2 separate regions of the Homo sapiens genome follow, and region 1 is linked to region 2. A link is a loop called in an ENCODE intact Hi-C map of the cell type or tissue named here. Cell type or tissue: dorsolateral prefrontal cortex. All regions are shown on one strand. Each heading gives the region's core, and the rest is flanking DNA. Links, peaks and the distances in the headings are about the cores only.

The links. Hi-C counts contacts between places; a loop is a spot of excess contacts. Peaks named below come from ENCODE experiments on the same cell type or tissue, not always from the same donor. Only the 100,000 strongest peaks of a DNase experiment are listed, where the experiment ranks them.
Region 1: a loop joins it to region 2, with 3 times the contacts of the local background. A loop is called at or near these places in 30 of 110 quality-filtered maps.

Annotation. Positions count from the first base shown.
Region 1 is chr1:116,430,972-116,436,347 of GRCh38, reverse strand. The region is part of intron 2 of LINC01762 (long intergenic non-protein coding RNA 1762); the gene reads left to right. Among named protein-coding and RNA genes, the nearest start is that of ATP1A1-AS1, 15 kb to the right of the region's middle. In dorsolateral prefrontal cortex, for the core only: no CTCF peak of the experiment used is centred there; a DNase peak (open chromatin) is centred at 2,757; H3K4me3 peaks cover 1,195 bases; H3K27ac peaks cover 3,605 bases.
Region 2 is chr1:116,482,263-116,487,638 of GRCh38, reverse strand. LOC112268235 (a long non-coding RNA gene) reads right to left here. Exons shown (of 2, transcript XR_002958352.2): 1 at 1-5,376. Among named protein-coding and RNA genes, the nearest start is that of LINC01762, 6.1 kb to the right of the region's middle. RefSeq lists an enhancer at 3,791-4,291. In dorsolateral prefrontal cortex, for the core only: CTCF peaks have their summits at 1,995 and 2,200 (motif pointing right); DNase peaks (open chromatin) are centred at 2,198 and 3,940; H3K27ac peaks cover 705 bases.

The sequences.
Region 1 (5,376 bases), core at 68-5,067, 51 kb after region 2:
ATCAAGTCTTTGTGGTATTGGCAAAGTAATAGACACATAGACCGATTGAATGGAATACAGAAACCAGAAATAGACCCACACAAATATGCCAAACTGATTTCTTTTGGTCACAGCTTTACTGGGATATAGTTCACACACCATACAACTCACCTACTTAAAATGTAAAACCCAGTGGTTTTTAATATATTCAGAGTCATGCTACCATCACCACAATCAATATTAGACCACTTTTATTACCCCCCAAAGAACTTTGTACCCTTTATCAGTGACCCATACTTTTCTGCAACTTCCCCCATAGCCCTAGACCAACCACTAGTCTATTTTCTGCCTCAATAAATGTGCCTATTCTGGACATTTTATGCCCAACTGACTTTAACAAGAGTCAAGAGCAACTGCATAGAGAAAGGAAAGCCTTTCAACAAATGATGCTGTCACCAATGGACACCTATAGGCACCTATAATCAATCAATCAACCAACCAACCAACCAACCAACTAAATAACCAATATTGGCCTAAGTCTCACACCCTTAAGCAAAAGTTAACTCAAAATAGATCATGGACTTAAATGTAAAACACAAAAATATAAAACTTTTACCCCAAAACTAGGAGAAAATCTTTGAGGTCTACAGCTAGGCAAAGAGTTTTCAGACTTAATACCAAAAACATAATCATGAAAGAAAAAATGATAAGTTGGACTTAATGAAAATTTAAAATTTTTGTTCTATAAAAGCTCCTGTTAAAACGATGAAAAGACAAGCTACAGAATGGAGGAAAATATTTACAAATCACATATGCAGCAAATGATTAGTATCTAGAATATATAAAGAACTCTCAAAACTCAACAATAAAAAAGCAAATAATCCAATTAGATCATGGGCAAAAGACATAAACAGACATTTCACTGAAAAAGATATACAAATGGTAAATAGCACATCAAAAGTTGTTCAACATCATCAGCCATTAGGGAAAAGAAAATTAAGATGACAATTTTATCACCACACACCTATCAGAATGGCTAAAAACAAATCGTGGTAACATTAAATGCTGATGATGATGTAGAGAAACTGGACTACTCACATATTGCTGGCAGGAAAGTAAAAAATGTTACAACCAATCTGAAAATGATTTGTCAGTTTCTTTAAAAACTAAACATGTAACTACCGTATGACCCAGCAATTACACTCCTGGGCAATTATCCCAGAGAAATGAAGACAAATGTTCATACAAAATCCTGTAGACTAATGTTTACAATAGCTTTATTCATGGTAGCCAAAACCTGGAAACAGCCCAGATATCCTTCAATGGGTGAATGGTTAAACAAACTCTGGTACATCCACACTGCAGAATAATACTCAGCAGGAAAAAGGAATGACCGATAATACAGACAATAATCTAGATGCATTTCCAGAGAATTATGCTGAGTGAAAAAATCCTATCACAAAAGGTTACATACAGTATGATTCCTTAAATATGGCATTCTCGAAATGACAAGACTTTAGAAATGGAGACTAGATTAGTGATTGCCAGGGATTAAGGAGTCGGTGGGGGTGGAAAGGAAGTGAGTGTGGGAATAAAAGGACAATGAGGAATCCTTGTGCTGTTGGAAATATTCTATATCTCAACCTTATAGTTTTGCAATATCATTAAGGGAAATTGGGTAAAGTGCGCATAGAATCTCTGTATTATTCTTTACCACTGCATAACCTACATTTATCTCAAAATTAAAAGTTGAAGGTAAAAAAAGATTACATACTGAATTATTCCATTTATAGGACATTCTTGAAAAAAATAAAACTATGGAGATGGAGAACAGATCAGTGGTTATTAGGGGTTAGGAGAGCTTCTTTTCTATGATTTTGCAGTCTGAAGTTGCCATACCTGGAAGCAGAACCCAAGTCTTCTAATTTCTGAGAGCATGATCTCAAAAAGCCAGGGAAGATGGCCGTTTTAGTATCCAAGGGACATTTTTGTCCATCTAGAGAAAGAAGCATTTCACAAGGTAACTGATCATTCGGGAGTCCCACAGTGTGGTTAAGCAGGACAGCAATAAACATCCTTGGGTGTTTCCTGTCTCCTGCTTTTGGCTTGGGCAAGGAAAGCCATTTGCTTTGGAAACCAGTCAGAATCAAGCCTAGTGAGAATTAAGTCTACCTTCATCAAGAACCCATCTCCCTCAGGCTTCTCCAGGAGGTGATCTAGGTCCTTTGGTGGGGGCTGATGTAACTGCCAGACTGTGGGGCAGCTTAACGCTCCTACCAGATGACACTGCTGTCAGGGGCAGGAGCCCTGGGTCCCAGTGATGGCCCTATCGCTTACTCCATCACCTCTCCAATAAAAAGCAGGGGACAGACTTGCTCTTGGGCCCTTTCAGCTCCTGTGTTCTGAGATTCTGACAGCTGAGATCTCTGAGGCCTGCAGCTACCTGGGGCCCACTGTAAGCACCCCAAGGGCAGGGCTGGGGCTGGCCCCCCACTCTGTGCTCAGAGACAAGTGAAGGCACAGCTACAGCAAAGAGTGGGTAACAGGGAATGCCGTGTCATCTGATCCTTAGCTGATTAATCCTTTGAAAACGCACTCTGAGGACATGTTCGTGAAGGACGTCACTGAGGTGGGGGAAGAATGCAGCCTGTTGTCTGGGCCCAGGACACAAAGGCCTGTCTGTTTGCACGTGGGCACTCCTGATCCAGGCCGGATCAGCTGCTCTTGTTTCCTCCTTCGCCATCACAATACAACTACAGAGTTACAGTCTGCCCTTCAACCCCCGCCCCAGGAGAACTGGGCAATGGGATTTCTGCCCACTGGGTGCCCGCTGAGCACAGCCAGTAATACCAGCCTCCCGGCCCACTTGGCTCCTAGTGAGTGTAGAATTTCAATAGCCTGCTGCTCCCTGCCCTCATTTACTGCCCTCTCTTATCTTCCCTTTCTCTCACCCTCCCAGACACACGTGTGAGTGGCAGATCCAGGGTGATCTGGACCCTGCTGATCATCAGTGAGCCAAGCCTGGAAGCCTGAGCCATCACCAGCTGGGTGGTAGCCAGCTGTGGCTCAGGGCCACTCTAGAAACACTTGCCTTGGGCTGCAGCTGCCCTGGGCTACTACCCTGATCCCTAGGAAACGGGGCATGGGGCATTTTCCTGAACAGAGCCCTTGCCAATGCCCAGCAAGAAACCAGTGTGGCACTGGGATTGGAAAGCCTGGAGTGTGAATATGGACTCTGATGTGCCAACTTACAGAAGAAGCATAGGCAAGATTCTTAGTCTCTGTGAGTCTTGGTTTCCTTGTTTACGTAAGATGAAGATAATCATTATTGCCCCATAGGATTGTTAAGAGGTTTCCATGGGCATTCAAGCAGTGCTTAGCATGGGGTAGACATAGAGTAAGCACTGAAATCACACACACACACACACACCTCACACACACATCAGCCACTCAAGACCATTCATTTGTTCATCAGTTGAGTGCCTTTTAAGTGTCAAACACTGTGCAAGACACTTGAGAGGAATCAGTGATCAAAACAGACAAAAATTCCTAGCATCATGTCATGCAACTTCCAATGCAGTGAGACAGACAAGAAACAATAAACGTGACAAACAAGGAGAGTATAATAGTATAGTATGTCAGAGGGGCTGGGGCTGTCAGGAAAAAGAACAGAGCAGGGTAAGAGGAACCAGAAGGTGGGAGTAGGGGAAGGTCCAATGTTTAACAAAGTGGTCAAGAAAAGCCTTATTAAGAACGTGACATTGATGTAAAGATCTGAAGGAGGTGTAGGAGGGAGTCAGGCAGGTTTGGGGAGAAGGAAGTTCCAGGCAGAGGGAACAGCCCTGAAAAGTGCCCAAAGTGGAGGTGTGCCTAGTGTCTCCATACACTAGGAGGAGGTCGGCTGTGCTAGGAGAGTGAATGAGGGGCAATACTGAGAGCTGAGGAGAGGGATGAAAGCAGGCTAGATGCAGGAGGACCTTTGCATTGTCTGCTGGGGCCGCCTACCGAAGTTCCACAAACTGAGTGGCTTAAACAACAGAAAAGTACCAAGTTCCGGTGACCAGAAGTCCTTATAAGGTATCGTGTCCCTGGATTTCCCAACAGGTTTCTTCTTCTTATTCCTCTGCAGAAAGGTGTAATTTGGGGACCCTTCCTTTTATCACCTCTCCTGCCAGGCAACACGGGCTGGGCTTCTGTGAGCTTTTCTTGCCTGCCACTGGTCCTTTCTTTCTTCCTTGAACAAACTATTCAGGCCTCAGAAGTCTCTCATTCTTATCTGGGTTTATCTGCAGCATTCCTGATGCGGGGTCAGTGTGCATCTTATGGCTCCACTCCTTCCTGCTGTGAGCACCTGAGAATGGTCATATCCTTGCTAGTTTTCTTATCAGTCTTCCCTGACCTGAGAGGCCCTTTCCTGCCTTCAGTTCCATTCTAGTTGGGTTGGTTGGCCCTACCCTGTATCCAGCTAAACTCAGCCCACTGCTTCTCTGGATAGGTATTTGTAGAAGGATCAACCCTAAAAATCAATCCAATTATTATAAATAAAAATCAATAATAATACCCAGTGTGGCCGGGCATGATGGCTCATGCCTGTAATCCTAGCACTTTGGGAGGCTGAGTTGGGTGGATCACCTGAGGCCAGGAGTTCGAGACCAGCCTAGCTAACATGGTGAAACCCTATCTTTACTAAAAATATAAAAATTTGTTGGGCGTGGCGGCATACACCTGTAATCCCAGCTACTCGGGGCGTTGAGGCAGGAGAATCGCTTGAACCCGGGGTGTGAAGGGTTGCAGTCATTGCACTCCAGCCTGGGTGACAGAGCAAGACTCTATCTCAAAAAAGAAAAAAAAAAAAAAGAACCAGTGCTAGTGATGGTTCCCTTGTGGCTGGTCATGGCATATATCATTATAATGATTTAGGAAAGTAATTTGATAATATGTGTGAACTATCATGAGATCTAAGGGTGCTTGTACCCTTTCATTCAGGTATCTCACTTTTGCAAATTTAGCTAAAGAAAATAAACCTGAAGAGGAAAATACTTCATGTAAATAAAAATATACATCACAGAAATTTATAACATGGAAGACTTGGAAAAAACAGCAATGACTAATATTTATTAAGTATTTATTATATACCAGGCATCATTAAGTTCTTAATATATTATTTCACCTAATCCTCACTACATCTTCATAAGATGGGAACAACGAGATAGAACCTGCAATGACCATGTAACTCCTGTAATTTCCTCAGGCACCTACCAAGTGCTGTAGTTTAGTCTACTGGCCTTGAGGACTGCCCTACAGCTACATTAATCTTGATCTTGTACCCAATCCTTTCCTGCCCCTGCCCCCTCCCTCTAATAATTAGACTACCACAGGGTAAGTGCTGTGACATAG
Region 2 (5,376 bases), core at 59-5,058:
AGAGGGAATCCAGCCATCTTCTCTTCCTGGGCTCACAGGGTGGTTTATCCTGGGGGTTGTTGTGCAGCAGTTCTCTGATGTCAAAAATGAGCAGGCTTAGGGAAATTGATCTACTTTGGTAGAGATTGTGGGCTGTCCACCAATATCTAGCTACCTTACTTTATTAAAAATAGAATCCTTAATTTTTAGCTAGGCAAATGCCTCCTACCCCTAGTTGGAATAAAGACATTTTTCAGTTTTCTTGCATCAGAATGGGTTTGCATGAGTACACCTGGGCAGTGATTTGTCAGACTTTGGGAAAATATGATTTTTTTGTTGGCAAGAAAGCAGCCTGGATGGAGCTCCAGTGACCATCTTAAACCACTAGACAAAAACTCATGTTGAAGATAATGGAGCTATAAGATAGTGACTGATGATGACTGTAGAGTTGCCATACTTGTCCCAGGCTGCCAACATCTGGATTTCATTGACATGGGAGAGAAATAAATGTACATTTTATTTATGCTACTGTTTTGTCTGTTTTATGCAACCAAATCTAACCTAATCTTTGTCCATATAACAAAAGTCAAAAGAGTATAATGCAAACTCATTTATAACTTTTTAACAATGGAAATATATGTATCTCATCTAAGGACACATCTTCCAAGGATTTTAGCACCCAAGAAGCCAAAGTATTCATTCAAAGATTGAGGGGTGACCAGAGTCTTGGATGGGGCAAGTCCATCAGGTCAGTTCTTGGGCTTTAGTCCATCAGGCTCTATAGAAACTTCACCAACTCTCTTTACTGCACAACCAAGCCCTCCACTCTCATGAGAGGGGAGCTCATGTCCTCTAAGCCCCATGTCTCTTTCCACTGAAAGAGCACTGCTCTCAGATTCCCATTTTCCCCAATTCTATTCAATTTGTGTCTTGTTAACATAATCTTCCTTTAAATCAGATGCAATACAACTGAGGATGACTCAGGTCTTGGAGTTGGAATCGGATCTGAGTCCTGCCCTTTCTATACTTGACCTCTTAACTGGCCAGTGACTCATTTACACAAAATATTTTGGGTTGGTTTGGCAAGTGTTCACTGCTTAGATACTTTACATTCAGGATGTACTTTATCATATTAAGAGTATAGGGGATACATTTTCTTACATACTAACTGTAGGGGACAAGTACAAATGAATAGCCCAAACCGAGGCTGATGTTAAAGGTTAGCTGCCGGGGAGGATGGAAGAACCAGTCTTCATTCCCCAACCCTGTAAAAGACATCTAGAGGTGAAACTGGTTTTACCAGGAAGATGTCAAGATCAGTTTAAGCCTGCTGAAGTGGAGGTTCTAATCAATATCTGATAATATCTAAGATGTATTGAGCACTTGCTTTCTGCCTGGCAATGTTCTAAGCACTTAGATTCATCAAACGCATCACCTCACAACTACATGAGGCAACTACTCCCAATACCCCCACTTGCAGACAGGGAAACTGGAAGCTAGAGATGAAGCAATTTGACCAGCATCATTCAGTTAGCAAGTAGAAGAGCTGCTACTTGAATCCATGTGTTTCTCATCGCAGAGCCCTTAACTATTACCTTAGTTGTTCTTAGGGAGCTTAACAAAATTTCCTTCCTCACAATCTCCCTCTTATCAGAATGTATTTCTTCTCTATGATGCCAATTCCATACTTGATGCTTTATCTGAGAAACCTTTACAAACAGGCTGGTACTTGCCCCTTCTCAGGTGACAACATTTTAAGTTTGATAGAGGTTTTGCAAAGGTGTACTGATAAATCCACTGGAGGAAGAGTTACGGGTGGAGAAAACTCTTAATCTGTAGCCTTTGCCAATTTCCATGGTGTAAATACTCCCACCATGACCAGTGCAGCTGGTAAATTTCCTGAATATTTGATGATTGCCTCCTGCCCAGCAGCTCCAGCACACCACTGGGCCGAGGGTTCTATTATAGCTAAGAGTGCCCACGCTGGCTGGGAATTCTGGGAATCCATGGCCAGCCTGAGAGAGTTCTGGCATGAGAGAGCCTTGCAGTCCCCTTCAAGGCATACCTGTTAGGGGGGTCCCCAGCTTCTTTTCTTCAGCTATCTGGCCCAGGGCATGCTGGGAGGTGGTGCTGTGGCCCACAGAGAGGCTACAGACCTGGGCTCATGGCCCAGTCTCCCTCCTGAGGCTCCAGCTCCCCTTCTGGAAGCAGCGCTGTGACCAGCAGGTGGCAGCACTCTCACGTTCAAGAGTCTGTGCCTCAGCAAAATGAGGGGCCTTTGTTCTGAGCCAGAGGCTGTGTCACCAAGAGAAAGGCCCTGAGGGGCCAGCTAATCAGCCTGTCCTTAGCTGACCTCCATCAATGTGAGCCAAGTGGACAGTCTCTGGCAGCGTGATACCATGAGAACAACCTTAGCAAACAGCAGAGACAGCACAGTCTCAACCCACCCCTGCCCATCCTGAGGGCTTGGCCTGGGGAGGCCTCATAAAAACAGGTGGGGCTCCATTCAGGAAGGGAGGTAAATGCCAAGAGTGGCGCTTCCAGTGCTAAGGAGGAAAAGACTCCTGCTTGCTCCCACCACCAGCTATGCTGTGGTGCCGCCTTCCTTCTCTGCTGACTCCATGGGTGCTCAGTTCCCACCAGGTGACCAGCTGTTCCAGCTTGCCCAGGACTGTCCTGGTTTTAGTACTGAAAGTCTCAGGTCCTGGGAAACCCCCTGTCCCCAGACAGCAGGCCAGCTGGCCATCTGAACTCCCAGTCCCTGTCCATGTGCAACGCCTGCCTAGCACACAGTAAGCACTTTCGAAGGCGTTGCTGTTGCAGGAGAAGGCAAAGCAGAATTCAGGTGGGACTATAAGAGCTGACTGACCCCGATAGACAGGTTGGTTAGTTAGTTAATTGGTATTGATTGATTGATTTAATTTATTTAGAGGCAGGGTCTCACTCTGTCACCCAGGCTAGAGTGCAGTGTCACGATCATGGCTTGCTGTAGCCTTGACCTCCTGGGCTCAAGAGATCCTCAAACCTCAGCCTCCAAGTAGCTAGTACCACAGGCACATGCCACCATGCCTGCCAATTAAAAAAAAAATTTTGTAGAGATGGGGTCTCGCTATCTTGCCCAGGCTGGTTTTGAACTCCTGAGCTCAACTGATCCTCTTACCTTGGCCTCCCCAAAGTGCTAGGATTATGGGTGTAAGCCAACACACCCTGGCCTCATTCCATTGGTAAAAGCTGCTCCCTTTGCTTTCGGTCAGAGGTAGGAGCCAGAATGTGTGAGGGGAAATCCTCAAAACAGTCCGTTTCTTCTCCAGCTCACCTTGTATCTTTGACCTCCCTCCCTCTTCCTTCCCTCTCATGCTCGCCCGCCTGCCTCAACAATCTCACCCTCCCCAGAGTCCAGAGGCAGAGAACTCCGTGTTCCAAGGAAGGGTGGAGCCTCTTAGAGTGGGCAGGTGGCAGGGCTGGTAAACAGGACAGGCCAGAGGAGGGGTTGAGGCAGGCCAGGAGGCGCTTCAGCCACCTAGACATGGAGCAGCGGGATTTAGGCAGCCCAAAGAATCTGTGCGAGGTTTCCTGGAGCCCTCCCCCTCCTGCCCCCACATCCAAGCAGGGATGTGCACATTCCTCTTTCCTCCTCTAGCTCAATGTGCTGTGGCTTATCTGCTCACGTCACTGTTGACCCCTCCAGATGGTTCACTTGGACTCCCAGTGCCTAGCTTGGGGAGTCAGGCACGGCAAACGCCACCCTGTGCTATGGCTTGAAGGAGGCCAGCAAGCTTTGCTTAAGCCAAGGCATGTGTGAGAAACTTGCAAATCCTTCTTCCCTGCTCTGGACATGGGGAGAAAAGGCAGACTTCTTGCCATGGCCCTCAGGTTCTGCACAGACCGGCCCTTGTCAATTCTCCAGGCTTATCTTGTGCTGTGTTTCCCAGCACTCAGTGTGGCCATCATCCTGGCCTTCTGCCAGGCCCTGCTAATGCCATGCTCACTCCTGCCTCAGAGTCTTCACTCAGGCTGTTCTCTCTGTCTGGTCAAGAATAGCAGGCAGGGTCTGGTTTAGACATGGTCGTCCAAGAAGCCACTGTGAGCAGGGGAAAGTGAAGCTTTGATCTGGAGGATGTGAAGGGTCATGGTGTCCACCTGGGGAGGAGGTCTGCTCTGACAAGCACACTCCCTGTGGTGGCACCAGCTCTCTGTCACCCTGTTAGGAAGGAGTTAATGGGCATTTCCAAAGGCAAACTTCTCATGGGCTTTCTGTTTTAAATTTTCTATATAACTGACCACTCCTCATATCAAACTATCATACTCAGCGGGTTTGTATTTTCATTCCACTGGTGACAAATTAATGCAGGCATAGCCCTATTCTGGATAAAAATTGACCATCTCAGTGAAATCCTGCTGACTCCTGTCTCCCAGCCAGCACTTGGATTTGGTGGAGCCTGCATTAACCCCAGGGTCTCAATAGAGATTCTTAGGTCTTGGAGATTTCTACTAAAAGGCCCACTCTTCCACCTTACAGAATATAGGTCAGAAGTTTGGGCTACTTCAGCTGCCAGATCATAGTAAATAAATATTGAGTTTATTGAAGAAATACTGATTTTATGACATAGAGTTTGCCAAGTAAGCCAAATCCTAGATACAGTGCACAGCAACTCTGGTTATTAAGATATAGATGGAAACCCAGGCTGGCAACTATAGTCCCAGCTACTCAGGAGGCTGAGGCAGGAAAATTGCTTGAACCCAGGAGTTCAAGACCAGTCTGAGCAACACAGCAAGACCCCATCTCTAAAAAACAAAACAGTTCAAAGCTTTGAGGAGGTGGTGAAAGCCTTTATTGGTGTTAAATACTCCATCTCAAGAGCTATAGAAAGATCTTAACTCTTCCAGAGAGGCCATAGCCTCTGTGTAAAGCACACTGTGTAAGCTCCATGAAGGACACCCAGGAGGCACGCATGCCCAGAGAGGAGCGGCACCTGCTCCTCCCCTACCCTGGAAAGAGCCAGGCCATGATTCCTGTGGAAAGTGCTGCACCTCACCCAGCTGTGAGCAACCTCTTCCTGGGTCCTTGGGGGTGGGGAAACCAAATCCCTGGGTTTGAGTAGTATTTGGTCTTTTCCAAGAGCCTGTGTCTATGTCTGCTTGCTTTTTGGGTTAGCTCCAGCCAATCCCTGTTATCTTTCACAGAGGAAGAAGTATCCAGCTGTTGGGGAAAGTCCCAGGATCTGGGGCCCCGGGCCAGTTACAGGGATGTTGGGTTATGGCTGCTCTTTTCTTTCACCTATTTGTCTAGAAATGCAAACTATTCAGGTTGCCCATAGCAAAGAGGCCAAGGTTGGGAAGCTAAGGCATGGATGTGGTGAAGGAGAGTTGGAGGAAAAGGCTCAAAGAACCTCTGTT